3 separate regions of the Homo sapiens genome follow, and regions 2 and 3 are each linked to region 1. A link is a loop called in an ENCODE intact Hi-C map of the cell type or tissue named here. Cell type or tissue: PC-9. All regions are shown on one strand. Region 1 has its middle 89 kb from the start of ESX1. Region 2 has its middle 17 kb from the start of ESX1. Region 3 overlaps FAM199X (family with sequence similarity 199, X-linked).

What was found. Hi-C counts contacts between places; a loop is a spot of excess contacts. Peaks named below come from ENCODE experiments on the same cell type or tissue, not always from the same donor. Only the 100,000 strongest peaks of a DNase experiment are listed, where the experiment ranks them.
Region 2: a loop joins it to region 1, with 3 times the contacts of the local background. A loop is called at or near these places in 4 of 110 quality-filtered maps.
Region 3: a loop joins it to region 1, with 6 times the contacts of the local background. A loop is called at or near these places in 23 of 110 quality-filtered maps.

What each region holds. Positions count from the first base shown.
Region 1 is chrX:104,339,713-104,347,712 of GRCh38, reverse strand. No RefSeq gene overlaps it. Among named protein-coding and RNA genes, the nearest start is that of ESX1, 89 kb to the right of the region's middle. RefSeq lists an enhancer at 4,182-4,682. In PC-9, CTCF peaks have their summits at 3,642 and 3,843 (motif pointing right); a DNase peak (open chromatin) is centred at 3,892; H3K27ac peaks cover 376 bases.
Region 2 is chrX:104,268,063-104,276,062 of GRCh38, reverse strand. No RefSeq gene overlaps it. Among named protein-coding and RNA genes, the nearest start is that of ESX1, 17 kb to the right of the region's middle. RefSeq lists a silencer at 4,730-4,914. In PC-9, CTCF peaks have their summits at 4,765 and 4,968 (motif pointing right); DNase peaks (open chromatin) are centred at 4,952 and 7,902.
Region 3 is chrX:104,190,963-104,198,962 of GRCh38, reverse strand. It overlaps FAM199X (family with sequence similarity 199, X-linked), which reads right to left. Exons shown (of 6, transcript NM_207318.4): 6 at 3,061-8,000. Among named protein-coding and RNA genes, the nearest start is that of FAM199X, 29 kb to the right of the region's middle. In PC-9, CTCF peaks have their summits at 3,074 and 3,280 (motif pointing left); no DNase peak of the experiment used is centred here.

The DNA.
Region 1 (8,000 bases):
TAACCTCCCTGAGGTTAAATTCTATTATTAATATAGGTTGGTGCAAAAGCAAAATACGTGCTCAACAAACAGTTGATTCAATTTATATACAGATAGATTTTAGTGGATTTTTCAGACTGGCAGAAATAACACCCTTCCTTCCTTCCTTCCTTCTTTCCTTCCTTCCTTCCCTCCCTCCCTCCCTTCCCTCCTTTCCTCCCTCCCTCCCTCCTTTCCTTCCTCCCTTCCTCCTTTCCTTCCTTCCTTACTTCTTTCCTTCCTTCCTTCTTTCTTTTCTTTCTTTTTTTCAAGACAGAGTCTGGCTCTGTCTCCCACGCTGGAGTACAGTGGCATGATCTTGGCTCACTACAATGTCCACCTCCTAGACTCAAGAGATCCTCCTGTCTCAGCCTCCCAAGTAGCTGGGAATACAGATACGCACCACCACGTCCAGCTAATTTTTGTATTTTTGTAGAGGCAGTGTTTCACCGTGTTGCCCAGGCTGGTCTCAAACTCCTGTGCTCAAGCGATCTTCCCACTTCCCAAAGTGCTGGGATTACAGGCGTGAGCCACCGTGCCCAGCAAATAACACTATTTCTAACACTGTTTCTGTGAGAAAATGTTTTCAGAATTTCAGGAGGGAGCAGAAGACATCTTACCAAAAAACTTCTGAAACACTTCTTACTCATTCACTCATTGAAAGTTGAAACCAGAACAAAAATCTACTACTATCCTGACATGTTTCAGGCAGAACAAAGAATATATTTTGCTTCTGTGTCTTTGGCAAGCACACCATGTCTGTGATTCATTAGTGTCACAGGAGCGACTGAAATATTTTGGTTTCTATCTCAGTTGAAAGAAATATTGTCATTTCTCCAGTGCAAAACATGAAATGCATTCTGATAGTTCCTTTAAAAGTCCTGTTCTGATTAGAATTAGCATATCCATTAGTAACCATCAGAGGTGAAACACTTGGCTGAAACAAATATATTCATAAGCCACATAATTCTATGCTGAAGCCTTAATGTAACTTCATCCTGAAAGCCCATTCCAGGTGAGCATCTTACAGGTGTCTGAGTACTGCTGAGGACTCAGCAGGACTATTCCCTCACTCCCACAGGGCTCTCATTTCTACCTAGTACTCAAAAATACGGCCCCAGTTGGCCCACATGGCATGGTGGAGAGAGATCGCCAACCTCCTCATGTTATGCAGTCCTCACATCATATTAAAACCACTCCTGCTATGAGGCACTTGTGCAAACACTCCAGGCATTTCTGGGGTTATAGGCTGGTGACCAGGTGTTTCCACATTCACACCTTGGCTTCAGCAAAGCCAATATTTCTATTTAGAGAAAATGTCTTTAATTGTCTAGTATATGAGAGACTTTTTGGATGCTTTCAGAAAGTGGACTCAATACTACCTTTCTAAAAAGATAGAATGATGGCTTGGGCTTCAGTTCTAATATTTTCTACATATATCCAAAACTATAAATCAATATGCAGGGAAACATGTAAGTTCTAGAACTGGTTGTGTTAAACTGTCGATGTATTATATAATCATTTATCCCCAACCTGGTTTGATGTAGATCCTGGGTCAGTCTTAACTCCTAAGTCTTATTATGTAGTGCATACCCCCAAACATTCTTAACCAAAGGCTACTAAATACAATTTAGTCTTTTCTGGATGCACCACTGTCTTTACAATGAATGGAAATGATTGCATTATCCTATAAATTTGTAATACAAAACAAGATTATAATATTAATTGTTCTTATGCTAAGTGCCCCTAGACTATGGTACTTTTTGAGATTCTATGGCTTATTTTGCTGTTTACTTCCTCACTTACAGAAATATAAACTACCATCTCTTACTGTTGTCAGTTTGCCTTCAAGCAGCCTTTCCTTTTAATTTGCTTCAAGCATTCATTCGTTGAAAAACATTTACTGAGTGCCAATCATGTGTCAGGCACCATGTTGGACATGGGAGATATGACAATAAGAGAAACAGTCTCTGACACCTGGGAGCTCACAGTATAGTTAAATAGTCAGATAAGTAAAGAGGCAATTATAATACTGTGTGATATGTGCTACGATAAAAGTAAACGCAGGGCACTATAGGGACATCTAAGAGGGGTTACCTAATCTAGATAGGATGGGGGATGACTTGGGATGTCAGTGAAGTCTTCCTGCAGGAAATTATCGCTAAACTGAGTTTTGAAGAAAAATCAGAAGTTACTCAAAATGTAGGAGGTTAAAGGTGATTTACTAAAATGGTACAGCAGCATATGCTGATATGGTAATCCAGGCAAGAGGTAACATGGTCTTGAATGGTAGTAGCAGCTCAGATGGAGAGTAGGAGACAGATTAGAGAGACATTTGGGAGACATTTTTCAACACAACTTAGTAATGCATTGAATGTTGGGGTGAGGGAGGGATAGAGTCTAGAAATAAGCTTGGGTCATAGGGCAAACAAAGGAATCACTGAGCAGGATAAAAAAATACAGAAGGAACAAGTGTGAAGAACAAGATAACAGCTTTAGCTTTGAACAAGTTAGGTTTGGGTGGATATTTTCAGTAGTCAATTTGATATATGGAATCTGATGTGCAAGAGAGAAAGAGATGCCAAGCTTTTAATCTTGTGGGTTTAAAAAAAAAAAAAGAAAGCCAAGTTCATTTAATCTGTGCATAAAATAAGAAAAGTTGCTGTGACAGAGGACCTGAGGACTTTTTGGCAACACTTCTGTGTGTCTAATCAGCATCTCAAACGTAACATGTATAAAGCAGGTTTTGATTTCCACTCACACCCCAACATATTTCTCTTCGAGTCCTCATCTCAGCTAATGGCACACCACTGCCCACACAGCTGCTAAATCCAAAAGCCTAGAAGTTATTCTTTAAGTCTTTCTCCCTTACCTTCCATATCCAATCCACCTGCAAGTCTTGTCAACTCCACATCCAAAATATATCATACATTTATTCACTTCTTTCCATTTCCATTTCTCCTACTCTAGTCCAAGCCATCATTGTCACAGGCCTAGACCACTGCAAAAACAGCCTAACTGACCAAGCTATCACTACTCTTGCCCAAACAAGCCAAGGTGGTTCTGACTTTAGGGCCTCTGAATTTGCTAATCCCACTGTCTGAAGTTCTTTCTCCTGACCCTCCACTCCTTTTTCTTGTTTAAATCTCAACTCAAATATCTTATTCTTAGAAAGGCCTTCCTTGACTACCTTGTTGATTCTGGCCTGTCTTCATCACACAAGCAAACAAGTCACTCTGTCACGAAATCCCATCTTTCTCCATAGCATTTTTCTGTTTATGAAAATCATCTTCTAGGTTGCCTCATTTATTATTAATAGTCTGTTTCACATCCCCACCCCAACACACACATTGGAACATAAAAAGAAGGCAGGATTTTTTATGTTTTGCTCACATTTATATTTACATCTTTAGCACTTAATAAATGCTCAACAAATACTTAAACATAGAATGAATGAAAGTATTTTTATCATCCAGAGGCCTTGTGTTTCTCACTGCCTGTTTCTGGACCATATTGTTTTATTCTCTATATATCAAGAAAGCATAAAGGCACAAGACTGATTTTCTTTCTTTTCTTTTTTCTTTTTTTTTTTTTTTTGAGACAAAGTCTCACTTTGTCACCCAAGCTGGAGTGCAGTGAAGCGGTCATAGCCTTGAACTCCTGGGCTCAAGTGATCCTCCCCACTCAGCCTCCCTAGTGGCTGGTGAGGTAGGAGGCTGGACAAACTTGTTTTCTGGTCACAACCTTGCTGACCGAAACAGGTTGTGATCCAGACAGGATAAAGTGGAAAAACCAGAAGAAACCAGCAGATGGCGACAAACACGATCCCTAGCGGCCCTCATTGTTCATTAACATAAGACACTCCCACCAGCCTCATGACAGTTTACAAATGCCATGGCAACAAACCAGAAGTTACAGCCTTTTCCATGGCAACAAAGCAAAAGTTGCTACCTCTTTCCTAGAAAGTTATAAATAACCCGCTCCCTCAATTTGCATTAACCTGCCCCTTAATTTGCATGTAATTGAAAGTGGGTATAAGTGAGTACAAATACAGTTGCTGACTCCGGGTGCACTGCCCACAAAGAACACGGAACAACAATAAAAGACTGTTGTCTAATACCACTGGCTCACACTTGAATTCTTTCAGGAGCAAAAGCCAAGAACTCTGGGCTAAGCCCCAGTTTTGGCACTTGCCTGTTCTGCATCACTGGGACTACAGGTGCATGCCACCAAGCCTGGCTAGTTTTTTGTTTGTTTGTTTGTTTGTTTGTTTTGGTAGAGAAGGGGTTGCCCAAGCTAGTTTTGAACTCCTGGCCTTAAGTGACTCTCCTGCCTCAGCCTCCCAAAGTGCTGAGATTACAGGTGTGAGCCACCATGCCTGGCTGATTTTCTTATTTGCTTCATAAACTGGCTCTGAATATATTAGACATTCACTCAGTAAAATATATAAAATTTACACTGTAAAAACAGATTTTCCAGAAATTAGTAATATGCCCTATGAATGTACTGTGAATTCTAATCTACTTGAATAATGATGGAAGAGAAAACCTTTGGTTATAATTTTCAGAATACACTGAAGCACAACAAAAGACATAAAGATCCAGAAATATCACTTAAATCTTCAACACTTTTCCACTTCTGGAAATTTTACTTCTGTGTAAAGAGGAGCCCATCAAAATGGAATTCCCCTTGAGTTTTCAAACTGAGATATAACTATTTCACTGACAGGCACCCTCTTGCCTGCCAGCTTCAGCCTCTGGCTACTACCCTGTGGGTAGGCACGCTGACAGAAATCATGACTTCTTTGTCACTTGCCTCAAAGAAATGGCCAATGAATCAAATATCATCCCTGCAAAGGAGAGATTTTAACCAAATTGCCCAAAGCCATTTGCATCTGTCCACTGTGCCTGGTGACCTCCCCAGACACGGATGTCCCAGAGATTGCTCTCAGATGCTACCACTGACCCAGGGTTGAAGGTCGATTATGTTTTTCAATCACAGTTAGATTCAATCATGAGACTATACATCTTCTGAGGGATTCAAGTCCTCTTGCCAACACTCCCCTTCCTGCCTGTATGCCTAGTTAAGTCAGAGTGGGCAGTGGGTGAGGCGCTATTCTTAGAGGTGCTAATGAATTAAGAAGTTTCTCATCGGAGTAGCGGAGTAGCGTAAGGATACTTTGCTCAGAGGCTTCCCTACTCCTAAATATCCTCTCAGTGCAACTGTTACACAATCCTATAAAATCATCTTATAAAACCAATAGAAGAAGTTCAACAATGAATATCTTATCCAGGGAATAGAATATCAATTGCTATGTTAATCAAGGCTGTCCTCTCTTATCGGGGCCAGAAAACTGCACTTAAAATAAATGAAGCTGAGTATGTTTACATGGGTGAATAGAGAGAGGTCCTTGAACCCTTATCTGATCAGGTTGTTTTCATAGCATATTTACCTCACTGGGTAAAGGCTTTCCCTGAAAGAAGTACATCCTGAAAAAAACTCTATTCCCTATGTAAGGAGTGACAGATCCATGGTCAGAAATGCTCTCAAGTGTGATAAAATTATACATGCTGCTCTGTTTGCTACAGATTCCATCGACAGGAAAAGAGGTAATGTAAATACCACTCTGCTGAAGCTCCTTATAGAAGGCGGCTGGAAAACATGGACTTGAAAGCTTACTGAACCCAAGGTTGCCTCAACATCAAGGAAGCTCTGCTTTACTGGGAAATAAGCTCTGTTTAAATCACTAGCATCAACTTCTATTTTCTAATTTATAGCCATCACAAAGTGTTTTGTTTTCTTTTGTTAGGCGTAGAGGAAAGAGATCTAGTATTATCCATCATTAAATCCTGACAGTTCTACCTTCACTATATATGCTAAATCTGACCACTTATCACCACCTCCAATGCATTTAGCCTGGTCCAAGCCACACTCATGCGTAGCTTGGATTACTGTAATAACCTCTTTATTAATGCCCCAGTGCTGTCCTAGCCCTCCCATCTCATTCTCCTCCCAACACTGTAACCAAAGTGATCCTATTAAAATAAGTTAGATCATGTCATTCTTCTACTCAAACATCCCATTCCAAGTTGGTCCCCAGCCCACTTGAAAAAAAGCCACGTTTCAATAGGAAGTAGCTACACTGGGAGTATAACCTATTCTATCTGTTTCCATAGCGTACTCCCTTATCCACAGCTTCTCGAAAGCTTTGAACTTTGAAGCTTCATTCAATTAGTTCCCATTTTTAATTGTACAATGCTCCCACCGCAGACCTGTACCATCTTGCTGCTCTATAGTACCCCAGAAGCCTCCTATGCCCTTCCACCTAGCCTTGCCTTTTCCTGGCTATGCCACATATGAGAAGCCTGTCCCTACCATCTATACCCCACCCTCTATCCTCAAGAATCACATAGCCATCAAGCATTTATTCATCCATGCAAGAAATATATATATAAACTACCTAGTATGTGACGGGCACTGGAATTACGGATGAACTCTGCCCTCAATCTAAGAGTTCACAATTTAGTGAAACGGAGATGAGTGTTTGATGACTGAGAGAAGGTACCAGTAGAGAGGGATCTCAGAGATCAGAGCCACGATCTCACTGAGGTAACAGCTAGCTAATGTGCTTAACGTCTTCCCTCACAGCTTACAAATGTGTGTTTTCAGCAGAAACCTTCGGAAGACAATGATAGAGCCTTGGCCCAGTAGGGCGATGCCAATGACAGCAACTCCAGGTTCTGTAGCAAGCTGACAGGTTTGATCTATGAGGACAGGGGTTCTTCAGGAAGACCCTCAATCCCTCAATTAACACCAGGTAGGTCATTGCTGATTCTGACTGCACAAAGGGCATCTTCATCATTACAAAGGTGATGTTTTTTACGGGCTAGTAAACCGGGCCAGTACCTGGCTTAAAGGCTACCCACGTTGTACCCATATACACTTACTTCAAGGAAGGTGTGAACCACAGCCTATCCTAATCCATGTAACAATAAGCTCGAATATATCATGTTAGATCACCGGTAAGATTACATGACAGAAATTCTGGGAGAACCCAGAATTGTACCCAGTTTGACCAAAATCAAAAGATTCTGAAAGTAAATGGTGATAGAGATACGAAGTTAAAAGTTACGAAACACTCCAGTTTGAATCCGATAACCCCTTGCCTTCCTTTAATTAAAAAAAAGTTATGAAACTACACTGAAATGATATAGGATTAATAGTGGTAGTACTGAAATATATTTCTTTGTTTTTTTCGTTCGTTTGTTTTTTGAGACGGAGTCTTGCTCTGTTGCCCAGGCTGGATGCAGTGGCATGATCTTGACTCACTGCAACTTCCACCTCCCAGGTTCAAGCGATTCTCCTGCCTCAGCCTCCCGAGTAGCTGGGATTACAGGTGCCCACCACCACACCCAGCTAATTTTTGTATTTTTATTAGAGACGGGGTTTCACCATGTTGGCCAGGCTGATCTCAAACCTCTGACCTCAAGCAATCTGCCTGCCTCGGCCTCCCAAAGTACCGGGATTACAGGCGTGAGCCACCATGCCCAGCCCAATATTTCTAAATACATGTTTTTCCTTTACTTTTCTGGATATTTGAATAAATACTTTTTAAAACTTACTCGTGGCACCAGTAGGTATCTAACTCTGAGAAACGAAAACTTATATTCTCACAAAAACCTATAAATGAATGCTTAAAGCGCTTTATTCATAATAGACAAGAAGGTGAACCAATTCACAGGCCTTTCAGCAAGTTAATAATTAAACTATGGTACATCCTACTACTTAAACCATATGAATGGAATATAGGTGAAGGGTGGGGGGAAAAGTTGGACTCTAATGGGGCAGTATGAGGGATTTGGGGAGTTGATGGTGTCCTGTATGGTATTGGTGGACACACACTACATATATTTATCAAAACCCATAGAACTATAACATCATAAGTGGGTTTTAATGCATGTAAATTTTTTAAACTGCAACCA
Region 2 (8,000 bases), 72 kb after region 1:
AGATTAGGTATCAGAGCACCTCATGTTTACCCCCATTGCTACATGCCCCATATTGTAAACATTCATTCATTTGTGTCTTACCTGTATTTATATAACATCATATCAAAACCCATAGTACAATGCTTGGCACAGAATAGTGACTCAATACATTTATTAAGTAAATAAACATATTTAATATTCATAATATTTATTATTAAATAAATTTACTAACTATATAAACCAGGTCATTTATCAGGGTAGTATTCATCACCCATCCAGTGAAAATATATTTCTTTTAATCTGCTGTGGTTTTATTCTGATCTTTGGTTGATGCAAAAAGTTCCTTTGTAGACTAATATTATAAGCACCTCTATTTAAACTATGAAAACATCTGTGCAAAGACTGGAAAATTACATTGCCTTGTTATGACAGTCACACCTGATTAAAGATTCACAGTGTCAGAATATTAAAAGTTCAAGATTATAAGTGCAGTGCCAGAGAGAGGTTTATAAGCAATCAAATATTCAATCAGGCTGTTATGGCATTTAAAAGGTCAGTGGCCAGAAGCACTCCACATCTTTAGGTAATGGTCAGTGCAGTTCTATAGCACCAGTCACAGCTCAGGAAATACTTTAGAAATAAATTTTAGGCAGATCAAAACTTATGGGATCCCAAAACAGCCAACAAAATTCAAAAACAAAGAAAGAAAAAAAATGGCACATGCAGCTAAGCACTGGAGCCTAAAAAGTTATGACTGTTGCTGTTATTTAAAAACAAACAAACAAACAAACATCTTTCTGATGCAATGACAGAAGCAGAGATTAGAGCAATGCACTTTGAAGGTGGAGTAAGGGGCCACAGGCCAAGCAATATAGACAGTCACTAGAAGTTGAAAAAGACAAGGAAACAGATATTTGGTATTTCCCCCACAGCTTCCAGAAGAAATCAGCCCTACTCACACCTTGACGTTAGCCCAGTGAAACTGACTTCGGAATTACAGCCTCCAGAATTCTAAGAGGATATATTTGTGTTGTTTTAAGCCACTAAATTGTGGTAATCTGTTGTGACAACAATGGAAAACTAATACAGCCTGATAATATCATGTTGTTGGCAAAGATCTAGATCTTTATACTAAGGAAGGCAAAGTGAATTGATATTACTACTGTATAAATATCTTGTAAATTCAACCCGGATTTACAACATAATCCCCAGGGATTCTAATCTTAAGTGTTGACCCAGAAAAACCCTTAAATATGTGACCCAGTAGACATGTATGAAAAGCTTCAAAGAGTTATTGATTGAATAACAAATAATTCTAAACAAATAAAATAACCATAAATCGGATAATAGATAAAGGAATGGTGGTGCATTCAAATAATGTAATAATACATAGCAGTAAAAATGAATAACATCAGCTACTCACACCAAAATGTATACATGTTAGAAATCTGTTAGGTGAAAACAGCATACCTCAGATAAATATAGTGTCATCATTTTTTAAATAAATTGCTTTTTTTTTTTTTTGAGACGGATTTTCGCTCTGTCACCCAGGCTGGAGTGCAATGGCACGATCTTGGCTCACTGCAACCTCCTCCTCCAGGGTTCAAGTGATTCTCCTGCCTCAGCCTCCCAAGTAGCTGGGATTACAGGTGCCCGCCACCACACCCATATAATTTTTGTAGTTTTAGTAGGCACGGGGTTTCACCATGTTGGCCAGGCTGGTCTCGAACTCCTGACCTCAGGTGATCTGCCTGCCTCAGCCTCCCAAAGTGCTAAGATTACAGGTGTGAGCCACTGTGCTCGGCCACGCCTGGCTAATTTTTTAAAACATTTTCTTTTTAGAGACAGGGTCTTGCTATGTTGCCCAGCCTGGTCTCACTCTTGGCCTTAAGCAGTTCTTCCTCCTTGGCCTCCTAAAGTGCTGGGATTACATGCATGAGCCTCTGTGCGTGGTCATGATATAGTTCTGAACTTTAAACCAGGAACTAGAAATTTGGGGCGATGTTTTTTATTTAGTTACTTATTATTTTTTAGGATGGATATATGTATTATTCATTACAAGGGATTGGCTTATGCGATATGGGCATTGGCTAAGCAAGTCCAAAACCATAGGGCAGCAGTCAGGAAGGGGAAATAATGAGCAGTAGGGACCCCTACAGGAATAGGCAGATTCTTTTCTCTCTTCCAGGGAAACTTCAAACCTGCTTTTAAGGCCTTCCAACAAATTCAGTTAGGTTTGCCCAGATTACCCAAGGGGAATTTTCCTTACTTAAAGTCAACTGATTATGGGTTTTAAATATATCTGCAAAATGCCTCCCCAGAAACACCTAGATTAGTTTGATTGAATAACTGGGAACTATAGCCTAGCAGAGTTCCCACATCAATAAAGCCATCACATCTATGAATTTCCCAGCCTCCTGAAGAACTAACACATGGTCAGATTTGAAGCTTTCTCTAAGTTCCTCCCTGTTCATATCCTCCTGCTTCTCTTAAAGAATCACAATATTGAACCACCACATTGAATTAAAATATATATCCTCGGCTGGGGGCAGTGGCTCACACCTGTAATACCAGCACTTTTGGAGGTCTAGGCGGGTAGATGGCTTGAGCCCAAGAGTTCGAGATCAGCCTGGGCAACATAGCGAAACCGCATCCCTAGAAAAAAAATAGCTGGGCATGGTGGCACAAACCTGTAGTCCCAGCTACTTGGGAGGCTGAGGCAAAAGGATCACCTGAGCCCAGGAGGTCAAAGCTGCAGTGAGCTGTGATTGTGCCACTGCACTCTGCTTTGAGCGATAGAGTGAGACCTTGTCTCAAAAACTATCAAAAAAACCCCACCAACCAAGCAAACAAACAAACAAAAATCCTCTTGCTTTTTTCTTTTATCTTGTTTTTGAAATTTATTGAAAAGGCTAGATGTGGTGGCTCATGCCTATAATCCCAGCACTTTGGGGCCAACATGGTGAAACCCCGTTTCTACTAAAAATACAAAAAAATACAAAAAAAAATACAAAATTTAGCCAGGCACAGTGGCATGTGTCTGTAATCCCAGCTACTGGGGAGGCTGAGGTGGGAGAATCGCTTGAACGAGGGAGAATCGCTTGAACCCGGGAGGCAGAGGTTGCAGTAAGCCAAGATGATGCCATTGCACTCCAGCCTGGGCGACACAGCAAGACTCTGTCTCAAAAAAATAAAAAATAAAAAAAAAGCCAGGCATGGTGGTAATCATGCATCTGTAGTCCTAGCTACTTGGGAGGCTGAGGCAGGAGGAGGGCTTGAGCCCAGCAGTTAAAGGCCGCAGTGAGCTATGATGGCACCACTGCACTCCAGCGTGGGCAACAGAGCATGACCTGGTCTCAAAATAAAATAAAATAAAATAAAAAACTATAGAGAAACACATTAAATTTGATTGTAGTAGAGAACAAGAGCCCAGAGGAGCAAGTTCAGTTAGGTGCCACAGCGAATCTGGCTTACGAACATTCATGTCCTCAATCCCTTTCTCCAGACAAACCTTTCAAAGGGCTCCCCACCTATGTGAGTAATCGTCATTTCCCAGGTTAGGGAATCAGGAAAAGAACCACCTGGCTGTTCCCCAGTGTCATGCAGCAATTAAACTAAAACACAGGAGCCTTGGCTTCTGATTCTCAAGGGAAGATTAGGAAAAAAAAAACCCTGAGAACTCAAGAACTAAGATCTTCACATATCAAAATATTCCACTAAAAAATTACCACTTGTCTCAGCTCGAAATTCCTGAAATCCCACCTCCTCCAAAAAGCTTTCCCAGATTGATTAAAGGAAAGTGGATGATTTCTCCAGGTTCCTTGCTTTTGTCCCACCCCATAACAAATTCCCATGAGTCTACAGGAAACCTTATTTGAATGTGCGGTTTTCAAGATTAACTATTCTGACATCTGCATGTCAAAACCTGTGGTCAAAACAAAGAGACATCATATACAATGAGAAGCAAATAACATAATTTTTGTGATATTCCCACCCAAAATGCATAACCTGAAGCTAATCATAAGGAAACATCAGACAAATTCCAATTCAGGGATATTCTGCAAAATAACTGGCATATACTCTTTAAAAACATCAAGGTCATGAAAGACAAAGAAAGACTGAGGAAATATTTCAGATGAAAGGACACTTAAAGGGACACAACAACTAAATGCAATGCAATGAGCGATACTGGATTGGATCCTGTATTTATATTTTCTATGTAGGACCTTGGTGGGATAATTTGCCAATTTGAATAAAGTCTGAAGATTAGAAAATAGTATTGTATCAGTGTCAATATCCTGGTTTTAATAGTTGCATTGTGGTTCTATAAGCATATGTCTTTGTGTCTAGAAAATACACACACAAGTATTAGAGGATAAAAGAGCATCATGAATATAATTTATATTCGAATTAGAAAAATATATACATATTTATAATTACAGAGAGAATGATAAAACTAACGTGGTAAAATTTTAACTTGAAGGAATCTGAGTGAAGAGTATAATGGCAATTATTTGTGCTATCTTTGCAACTTTTCTGTAAATCTGAAATATCCCAAAATTCAAAAGTTTAAAATCCATCTTTGTCCCTCTAGTCTGTTTTAGATGGGAAATCCATACACAAATTATCTTTGGTGCTACTAGAGGTCGCTGCAGTTAGTTTAAAAACATATAATAATTTTAAATTTAAAAAAGTTCACTTTAATTTCAAAAACAGACCTATATCACATAGCATTGTGAGGAGAAAGAGGAAGAGGAAGAGATGCAGAATTCAAAATAAACCTGGTAAGATTATTTCAGGGCTGCTATACCAATCAGCTTGGGAAGCGGTGCCCTAAAGGGAAGAGTGCCATCTACACACAAGTTGCCCTGCCGGGTGCCTAGCAGCTTGCCAAGAACCAGCGTCTATTCTGAGATGTTCCTCCAGAGTGCCAACTTCCATCAAAAGCCATTGCCACAGTATTCCATTTGGCCACCTGAGGGCGTGCTAAAATTACTTTTTGTAATTCAGGGATTTTTCAGCAACTGAGGAAGGTATCTACGTGAGCGCTGAGTCCTGGGAATCTTCAGGTCACTTTGCAGATTCCTCCTGATGGGATAGAAAAGGGATGCAGTGATAGTTCCAACCTTAGCAAAACTGTGATGTCTTCAAAGTTCAGCTTCAGTGTCGGCCTGCATTGCCGGCCCCCTTTTGCCTTATTGCTGGAGTGCTTTCGATTCCCCATACACCCCTTTTTCTTCTTGGCCTCTTTCCCCTTCCTCAAATACTTTTGCCCAAAGCACTCATTTCCACTCATGTGTAAGACTGATAATGATGATAATCACCACAACAGATGTGGGAGTGTAAGAAATTGATAATGATGATAAGCATGATGGCAGAACGTGCCCCTCTCAAGGGAGATTTGAATGTTGAAAAGACTCCATGCCTTAAAGCCTCAAAGCTGATGAAGGAGACTGGGGGGATCATAGGAGCCTTTATTACTCTCCTGAAATGGCACCTTGAGTGCCTAACTCAAGTCTGGTTATCACTCAGGTGGGCAATAAAACAGGGTGGCCGGGACTGGTGAGGAATTAGCGGAGGCAGGAGGCGGGAAGCGGGAGGTGGGGGCTTTAAGTTTCAGGGCTGAAAACTGAGCTCTAGAAGGGCACTGGCTGTGAGATAGAAAGGCAGATGGAGTGAAGAACGGTCACCACTAGGGGATTTAGCAAGTCCCCAGGGTTATCACAACCTAAGAAAAAGTTGAGTAGCACAAGTAGAAAGCATAGATTGCTTACCCTGTTTTAGTCGCCATTCTTCCACCTCCTAAAAGGAGAACCTCCTTTATTTTATTTGTATTGATATATATCAGTTGTATATATTTGGGGGATGCATATGATATTTTGATACTTGTCTACAATGCGTAATCATTAAATCAAGGTAATTGGGATATCCATCACCTCAAACATATATATTTTCTTTGTGTTGGGAACATTACAATTCTTCTCTTCCAGCTGTTTTGAAGTATGCAATATATTTTGCACACCATAATTTCCCTACTGGACTATCAAATACTAGAACTTATTCATTCTATCTAATTGTATTTTTGTACCCATTAACCAACTTATCTTCTTCCCTCCTTCTTCCCTTCCCAGTCTCTGATAACCACCATTCTCTGTAGGAATCTCCTGTATTATAAAGCAGACAGCTCCCTTGGTAGAGCAATCTTGGGGGTTATGACTCCTGGAGAAATGGGGATGTCATGAGATTAAAGTCTATCAAAGGGAACATTCATCCCCTAGAAGAACGTTCTTTTAAAACATCTGGTATCACCATATATTTTAAGAGAAATGGACTATCGATACAGATCCAAAGTCACCAATTTAAAAAATTTTAGATGTAAACTATTTATCCATTCACTAAGTGTAGACCTGGATTTTAGACACCTTTTGTTTTGTTTTGTTTTGTTTTGAGATGAAGTCTCGCGCTGTGGCCCAGGCTGGAGTGCAGTGGCATGATCTTGGCTCACTGCAACCTCCGCCTCCCGGGTTCAAACAATTCTCCTGCCTTAGCCTCCTGAGTAGCTGGGAATACAGGTGTGCACTACTGCACCTGGCTAATTTTTGTATTTTTAGTAGAGACGACGTTTCACTATGTTGGCCTGGCTGGTCTCAAACTCCAGACCATGGGTGATCTGCCCCCCTCAGCCTCCCAAAGTGTTAGGATTACAGGCTTGAGCCACCGTGCCCGGTCTAGACACCTTTTAAGAAGTTCAAGTTAGGTCAATCCGTTTTACTCCAATTGTCTCTGTGAATGAACTTCAGGAATTATCCATCAAATCCTAAGCCCCAGGCTGGTCTTACCTTTCCCCCAGCTCCCACCATCCAACCTCGACTGAGATGCCACTCAGCCTGGAACTGCTGAGATCCCCCTCCAGTGAGGCAAACCAATGTATTTGTTCATGCAAAATAGCGAGGCTGTCTGGTGAAATGTCTTAGACTACAAACACTTGGAGGACAGGAAGTGTGCCTCTTTCATTAAGAAGCCTGTACCTTGTTGTCATTGGATTTCCTGCACTTTGCACATTTCTGGTACTGTGTATTTTGAATTAGTACATGATTATTTAACTCCTAGTTCAAATCACTTTTCTTAAAATACAGGAAGACAAATAGCTAAAACATTGCCCAAGTCAACCACTGGGATTGTACCTGCTTCTGTACTAAAATTTTCCATATTATACACGTTATACCTTAGCTAATTTTTATATACTTATTAGAGATAGGGTTTCACCATGTTGTCCAAGCTGGTCTCGAACTCCTGACCTCGGGTGATCCACCTGCCTTGGCTTCCCAAAGTGCTGGGATTAGAGGCACGAGCCATGGCGCCCAGCTGCCCAGAGAACACATTTTAGAAGCCCCAAGGGCCAGGTGTGGTGGCTTATGCCTATAATCCCAGCACTTAGGGAAGCTGAGGCTGGAGGATCACTTGAGGCCAGGAGTTTGAGACCAGCCTGAGCAACAGAGTGAGATCCCGTGTCTACAAAAAGTAATTTAAAAATTAGGCAGATGTTGTAGTGCACACCTGTAGTCCTAGCTACTTAAGAGGCTGAGGATCGCTTGAGGCCAGGAAGCTAAGGCTGCAATGAGCTGTATTCATGCAACTGCACTCCAGCCCCAAGTCTGTAATTCACCCTCCCTATGACAAACAATCCACAGGCCTCATCTCATGTCTCCTCCTAAGCAGGACCTTGTACCCAACTCATTGGAATACAGTAGTAGTTCCCAAATCTTGCCTCTTTGAGTAAATAAGAGCACAGACAAAATGAGTTACAGTTTTTATTTCCACCCTGCCTCCCCTCAAACCACCACCACCCTCAAAAGTATAAATAGAACTCTGATTCAGGCATTTCCAGTTGTTCTTGCCAGAAATGAAAACTAGCTCTACCTGTCCACATAGCATATGCCAGGTAAATACCTCAGCAGTAGATTTTAAAAGCAGCACATAGACATTTTGAGTTCATTGTCTGTATGACTTCTTCACGTTCA
Region 3 (8,000 bases), 150 kb after region 1:
GTTAGAAATGTCTATTTTTCCTTATATTCCCCATGGGATCCTTACATTTTTTTTTAAAATAAATACTAGGTATTTGAATCTGTTACATGTGGGCCGATTTCAGCTAAAAAAAAAGAAAATTATTAAGCCCAGAGGTAAGGTGGGACAGAAAATACCTGGCTCAGCTTATCTTGAACAGTTACTTTCCTGCCTGCTACTCAAATTATCCTGTGGCTTTAACAACAAAGTAGTGAGGAAAACAACTGGAATGTTTTTATCTAAGAATAATAGATACCTCACTTTCAATTAAAATGTGCTCAAGACACCATCAGGACCTATCAAGTAATAGTAAAAATAACTATTCTACCTTGGTGCTAGCAAAATGCAGAATGATTTTGAAATTAACACAAATGGTTATAATCTTGATGATTTTGAAATGAACACAATGGTTATGATTTTGATTTCAAATAGGTAGACCAGATATTTGATATTACAGAACTATTTTTATTTATAAATAAACAAGGTATATTTAAATAAATAATAAATAAGGAGGTATGATGATGGTATCATAATTATATATAAAATGGGAAGGCTGGGTGTGGTGGCTCATGCTTGTAATCCCAGCACTTTGGGAGGCCAAGGTAAGAGGATCACTTGAGCCCAGGAGCTCAAGATCAGCCTGGGCAACACAGGGACTCCATCTCTAAAAAAAAATAAAACAATTAGCCAGGCATGGTTGTGCACATCAGTGGTCCCAGTGGTCCCAATACCTTGGGTGACTGAGGAAGGAGGATTGCTTGGGCCTGGGCCGAGGCTGCAATGAACTGTGATTGCGCCACTGTACTCCAGCCTGGGTGACAGAGTGAGACTCTGTCTCCAAGAAAATAAAAGTGTCCTTACCTTTTAAAAATCATATACTGACATGTTAAAAAATGAAATATGTCACCTGGGGTTTGCTTTAGTATCACTGGGAGTTGAGGTAAGGTGAGTGGGTAGGTGGGAGTAAAAGACACAAGATTGTCTGTGAGAAGAGTTGAAGTAGATACAGGTATGTGTGGATTCATCTTACTGTTCTCTCTACTTGAAATTCTTTGTGTGTTTGTTTTTGGAGACAGGGTCTCGCCCTGTCGCCCAGGTTGGAGTGCAGTGGCGTGATCTTGGCTCACTGCAACCTCCGCCTCCCAGGTTGAAGTGATTCTCCTGCCTCACCCTCCTGAGCAGCTGGGATTACAGGTGTGTGCCACCACATCTGGCTTTTTTTTTTTTTTTGTAGAGACAGGGTTTCGCTGTGTTGGCAGACTGGTCTTGAACTCCTGACCTCAAGTGATCTGCTCACCTTGGCCTCCCAAATTGCTGGGATTACAGGCGTGAGCCATCGCGCCCAGCTGAAATTCTTTATAATACAAAGTTGAAAATACATAAATCCAATCTAAATACATATTTTTAAGATAAAAAAGCATGTAACAGGATCCTGGTAACCAAAGGAATAAACTGGAATGTTAAAATGTTTGCTCATTACAAAGAGAAGCAACACTATACCTAAATCTAGTATCTATCAACTTATTACTAAGAAACAAGGATACTGTAATACAAACATCTCACTTACCATGAGATCCAAACTGATGGTGAGAGGGCAGAGGATTGTCCAACTCAAGTAACAGTGACTATGAAGGCTCTCACAAGAATTATTAAAAAACACTTTGGGCCGGGTGCGGTGGCTCACGCCTGTAATCCCAACACTTTGGGAGGCCGAGGTGGGTGGATCACCTGAGGTCAGGAGCTCAAGAACACGTTGGCCAACATGGTGAAACCCTGTCTCTACTAAAAATACAAAATTAGCCGGGTGTGGTGGTGGATGCCTGTAGTCCCAGCTACTCGGGAGGCTGAGGCAGGAGAATCGCTTGAACCCGGGAGGTGGAGATTGTGGTGAGCGGAGATCGCACCACTGCACCCCAGCCTGGGCAACACAGTGAGACTCCATCGCCACTCACCTCCCTCCAAAAAAAAAAAAACAAACAAACACTGAGGGGATGATTCCGAAATTCACGTTTCTACTTATTTGTAAGCATAGTTTTAAACAACTGGAGTCTTCTAAAATGTATTCAGTTCTGTGTCACAGCACTGTCATTTATAATTGCTTTTTTTTTTTTTTTTGCATCGAAGGACTAACTCACAGAGAAAGCTGCATGGCAGCACTCTGCAACTATAAAATCTGTGAAACTGGCCCAAACTTCTCACATTATTCAAACATTAAATCTTATTCATAGTCAAATGAAATGGTCACTATGATAAATTTCTCCACTAAACCACCAAGTTCTCAAATTTGGTAGTGGCTTTAATGAAGCAGAAAATGAAATACAGGCTGGGTACAGTGGCTCACACCTATAATCCCAGAACTTTGGGAGGCCAAAGCAGGAGGATTGCTTGAGCCCAGGAGTTCGAGACCAGCCTAGACAAAAAACATTTTTTGTAGAGACCTTATCTCTACAAAAAATTGAAAAATTAGCTGAGTGTGGTGACATGTGCCCGTGGTCCTAGCTACTTCGGAGGCTGAGGTGGGAGGACCGCTTGAGCCTGGGAGGTTAAAGCTGTTGTGGGTTATGATCACACCACTGCATACCAGCCTGAGTGACAGAGCGAGGCCCTGTCTCAAAAAAAAGAAAAAGTTTAATCTCCCTCTCACACCAATCACCTACAACAGTTAACTGTGGGCAGCAGTTTTTTAGCCACTAATTACTGTTCACTGATAAAATGATGATAATGATCACTACATAAACCAGCAAATCTCTAGAGCAGCACTGTCCAACAGAACTTTCTGTGATGATGGAAATGTTCTACATCTCATGCTTTTCAATACAGTAAATAGCCTGTAGCCACATGGTAGCTACTGGATACTTGAAGAATTGCTAAGGAGACTAAAGAACTACATTTTAAATTTTACTTAACTTTAATTCATTTAAATAGACATATGTGGCTAGTGACTACCATAATGGATAGTACATTATGCACTGCCCATTATGGTAGTCACTAGCCACATATGGAGCTCTAGAGTACCTAAGAGAAGAAACACACACACGCACATTTCACTTAGTATCTAACTCACATTTATTAAAAATTGAAGATTACAGAAAAGCATAAGATTGGCATCATTAAACAAGCTTAATTAACTTACCTTTGACTAATAAATGAAAATATTTAATAACACTAAAGGAATTTTGAGAATAAGTTCTATTCCAACCTTAGAAATTAAAAATAAAAGCAAAGCAGCTATTCTCCAAAGGAGAAAGCAACCACAGATCTCCCTCTAGTGGCAAAAGATAAAGTTGCTGCTGAAAAGCTGAATTGCTCCTCCATACATAGAACTGCTCAGACATTTCTTCTATAAAATTCTAACTTAAGATTCTAAATCAATATATAAGGAAAATAGATCTATTTTTTGTCAAAAAAAATTAGACCTACTGCCCAGTAATAGCATGGATTAAAAAAATTAGACAATTTTCACTTACTATGAATGCTAATCTCTCTAGAAATCTGCTCTCTCTAGAAATCTGATCTGTCCAGAAAAAAAAATAAGTTTTGCCAATGACATTTGGGTATCTGGGGCTTTCACCAAATAAAAGTTTATAAAGCCATAACCAAACTGTGAGAAACAGAAAAGGGAGCAGTTCTCCTCTGTTGGTAAATATTCTGGGATAGAGCATGAAAGGAGCTGACTCAGAAGTATAAAGTAGTAAGCAGCAGTGAGTGGGCTGTGTAACAACTCAGGGTACATCAAAAGAAATAATATATTATAAGAGTTCTTAACCAAAACAACACTTTTCATTCTGGTATTCAGTTTCAAAAGACAGCTCTGCCACATTGCCAGTTTTAATTACAACCATACACACTCATTTAGATTTCACTACTGAACTACTTTCAAGTACAAGAAGGAACTCAAAATAGAAACGACTTATGATACAACTATTGTTATTCCCTCACAGCTTCAGGGAAAACAGGCTTTATATACACTGTAGTAAGTACAGAATGTACAGAAGACAGTTATATATACAAAAGTGCATTAATATAGTAATATATTTAGCAGTAATACAGGAAAAAAAAATCCTGGTTAACAATCTGATACATTACAGTATTTAAAACTACTTGAAGATTCTCCAAACCAGTCAACTTCCTACTTGCTTTGGTTATGATATTGCTGCTACATAACTAATCTTTGAAACTAAAAAGCAAAAACAAAAACCCACAATTTGAAATTTTTACCCATATGTGAATTGTTTTGCATATACTTGTTTACCATTAATAGCCTTTGACAATAGTCCTTAAATTCCCAACACAAAGGTTCAGAATAGATAATACTTGTTAAGTGAGAGTACTCAAATAGGAAATTAAATGGATCCACTACAGGAACAGACATTATCTGCTCCATTGTTAAAAGCCTCAGCTAGATAACCTAACCACAAATGTCAATTTCAGTCTCAGTTTAAATCCAATAGGTCAGCTACTGTTAAAAGAGCCAGCAGCTCCACAAAACTAGTCATGGCTTCAGGCCACTGTTCCTTAGAACAATTTAGAATATTAAGTGTTAACTTGTTATTTATACATATAGTCTACAACTACCTTTACATAGTCAAATGTATATGCATAATTAGAGCAAGTCTCCCCTTTTTCACCCCCATCCCTCACCACAAAAATGAACACAGATTTCCACAGGTTTTGTTGGACACAAAGATGTAACAAAGAAATGTGACAATTAAAAAAAGTACTACATACAGAATTTAGAGAAGATCAAACAAGCTTTTCTGAGTTCGGTATGAGTGTCAAATTAAAATTTAATTTGCCATTATATGCTCTAGGTTAAAACAGTAATTACCTTAATTTAAAAAATAACTAGAGGGAGAGCCAAAAAGAAATAATTTTAATGTTAAAAAAATAAGAAAATAAAATTTCAGTGAGTCAACTCAGATCTTCAGCAGTACCATTCAACTTCCTTACTCTTAATGGCCAGTTAGAAGAATTTTCAGAATTCCTTCTAAGGCTTCTGGAATAAGTAACTTATTTTCCAAAGAAATAAGACCTAAGCATTATAAGTAGTTATGTTCCGGATACTATGCTAACAAAGATGCCTAGCTTAAAATATCTCAGTTTTTATTCACTTAGCATAATTTTATTTTTAAGACAAAGTTTATCTTACTTTATCAGACTTAAAATGAATCCAAAGTTACCACAGTACATATGTATACAAATACTTATTTCCTAACTAACAGTCCTTTCAGAATTAAATTTACTTCTAGTTCAGACATGCTGAATGAGTCAGTGCCCTCAACATCAACACTATTATTTGAATGCAACTGGGGATTTTCCTATTAATTGTCCCAAACTATAAACGGACTGCGAGTACCCTTCAATTCCAAACAAATGTTTTTCCTTGAAGACAGAAGTGCTAAAAGTTCATTTGTTAAAGGAAAGAAGAGGAGTGTGTTCCAGCTATTACACAAATGAGTTCAAAGAATTCCTAGAGAATCAACTTGCTACATAATCTCTGTCCTTGAAGTGCTTTTGCCTATACCTTGAAAATTATCTTTCTAGATATTAAAAGTGATCTGGTTTGAAGAAGTATCCTGGCATATGATCTTTTTCAGAGGGAAAAAAATACATTAAGCCATACTTTAGATAACTTTCAAGGCTCTTCAATGATCTAGCTAGGCCGAAAATAAAGTTACACAAATGAAACTTAAAATTTGAAGGTTTTTGTTTTTATACTCTATTAGCATTGATTGGTTCGATTTAATGGCTTTGCTTACTGATATCCAATTCCATGGGCATTATGCAAAACAAATTACAACATTTGGATTGTTTTTGAGTTTTGAAAAGCCTGATATTGACAAAAACTAGAGTTCACCACCTTTAAGGCACATGAGGCTATACAGAGTAAGCCACAAACAAAAAGTCTCTGCTGGAGAACCCAGAAACAAACAAGACTTCTATATTGGTTGTGTACTAATATTTCTGGCTAAAATATGAAGACATTTGCTATATTTTATAATTTTTAAAGCTCATCAGAATCTGGATACCGCTATAGTTTCCTATAATTTTTCCTTTATGAGAGGATTTAGCACTTTTAAAAGCTAAATAAAATGAGAAGTTCACCCAATCTATAATGAGTCATTATTTTATAGGTCAGTTTCTGAGATTAATTCACCAATATCTAATTCACTCAAGGGACAGAGGAACTGGACAAAACTGCCATAGCCTAACAAAAATGAGGTAAGTCTCATGAAAAAAAAGTGTTATTTTATTCTAAGTTCTTGTTGGGAGAGAATGAACTAGCCCTTTATACCTCACTACACATTATAATACATCACCTTCCTTTAATTCAGTTGCAAAACTATAGAAAAATATTATATATGTCATTTTGTTAAATGCAAGTCTCATCCTTTAGAAAGCTGTAGTAGGAACTGAGATACTACTATAAGATCTCTAATAAAATGTTTCTGGATAAATCTGTGGGAAATGTATTACGCCCTCAGTTAACAAGGCTTATTTTCAAAGGGGAGACTTAAAATTTGCTCCAATGTCAGTTCTCTACAGATGAGAACCAATACTACAGCAAGTAAGTCTTGCCTTTTTATTAATTAATTGGTTAGTTAGGATTTGTATTTAAAAATAAATATTACTGAGTTGGATTGTTTTAAATTGAACTCAGAGATACACCATATTGAATAAATTATTACTTATTCCAAGAAAGAAATAGTTCAAACTTTGAATTATCTACACAAGACATTAAAACGGAAAAAATGTACAGCACATGAACAGACACCAAAGAGCTTTTTATGTCTTTCTCTGCTAGTTTCTTTTTTGGGGGGACAGAGGACTATCTAATCTCCCTCTTCAATCACAAGCAAGCCCAAGTTAGTTAATTATTTTCTTTTAATCAAAGGAAATATTTTCAATCTCCTTCAACCCAACTTTATGGACTATCTCTAATTTATAGTACTATAATGACAGTTCATCTGGATTTACACAAAATTTCATGATGCACTTCTATAAACATTCAAACCTTTACAAACGTTAAAAATCAACTTTGTGGCACTTTGGTAAACTTGCTTAATAGTGACTCAAGTTAAATTGAAAGTAATAAGACTATGTGATTATTGGGAGAGTAGGGGAATTGGTCTTAAATTATATCATGACCTTGTTTAGGGTTTTTTACTGATGACCGTTAAGTAAATAGTTTCCAAGTATTTGACAGATAAATGGTGCTCTATGGTCTCCAAAAGTGGCCTGTTTTCCTTGAAGAATAGGTAAAGACAGCAGGCAATCATTCTGTGGGATTTTGCTTTTGCTAAGAGCAGGTAGAGAATTTAGATACAGTTACTATGCTCTATTTGCTCTTCCTATACTTGGAAGGGAAAACAGTGAGGTTAAGTTGTTCCACCTCCACAGAGTATTCTGGTGTCTATCCCTAAGCTCTCTTTGGGTCCTCTAAGCTGGTTAGGAGAACCAAAGAGGGGAAGGGGGAAAGTAAGAAAGACTACTCCAATTGAAAACCATAGACACATATGTTTTATTTTAGTAAAAATTTCAAATTATGACTTTAGTAGTCTTTAAAAGGTTACAACCATATCACAGACCTTGGCAAAGCTGCAGTGTATTAATTTTTATCCCCAGTTTCCATTCTTTAACCTTCAAGGAACGAAAATGAAATCAAAATTTTAAAACACATGATTATAAGCCTTTGTATCAACTGAGAATTAAGAATTTAAGTCATGAATCTTTTTCTTAATAAGCTACTTGACGTAACAAAAAGTAAAAAAAAAAGAAATCTTACTAACCTCTGTACTCTTAGAGTTTGAAAAATATTGATTACAGCTCTTCCTACAGAATCACGGTCACCTTCAAAATGCTATCCACAATATAAAGAAAATTATGAAAGTCAGAAAGCAGCTTGATTGTCAGTAGTATCAGTTTCCATCTTCTTTAACCCATGTGAATGTTCAAGACATGTGGTAGAAGAAAAGGAATAA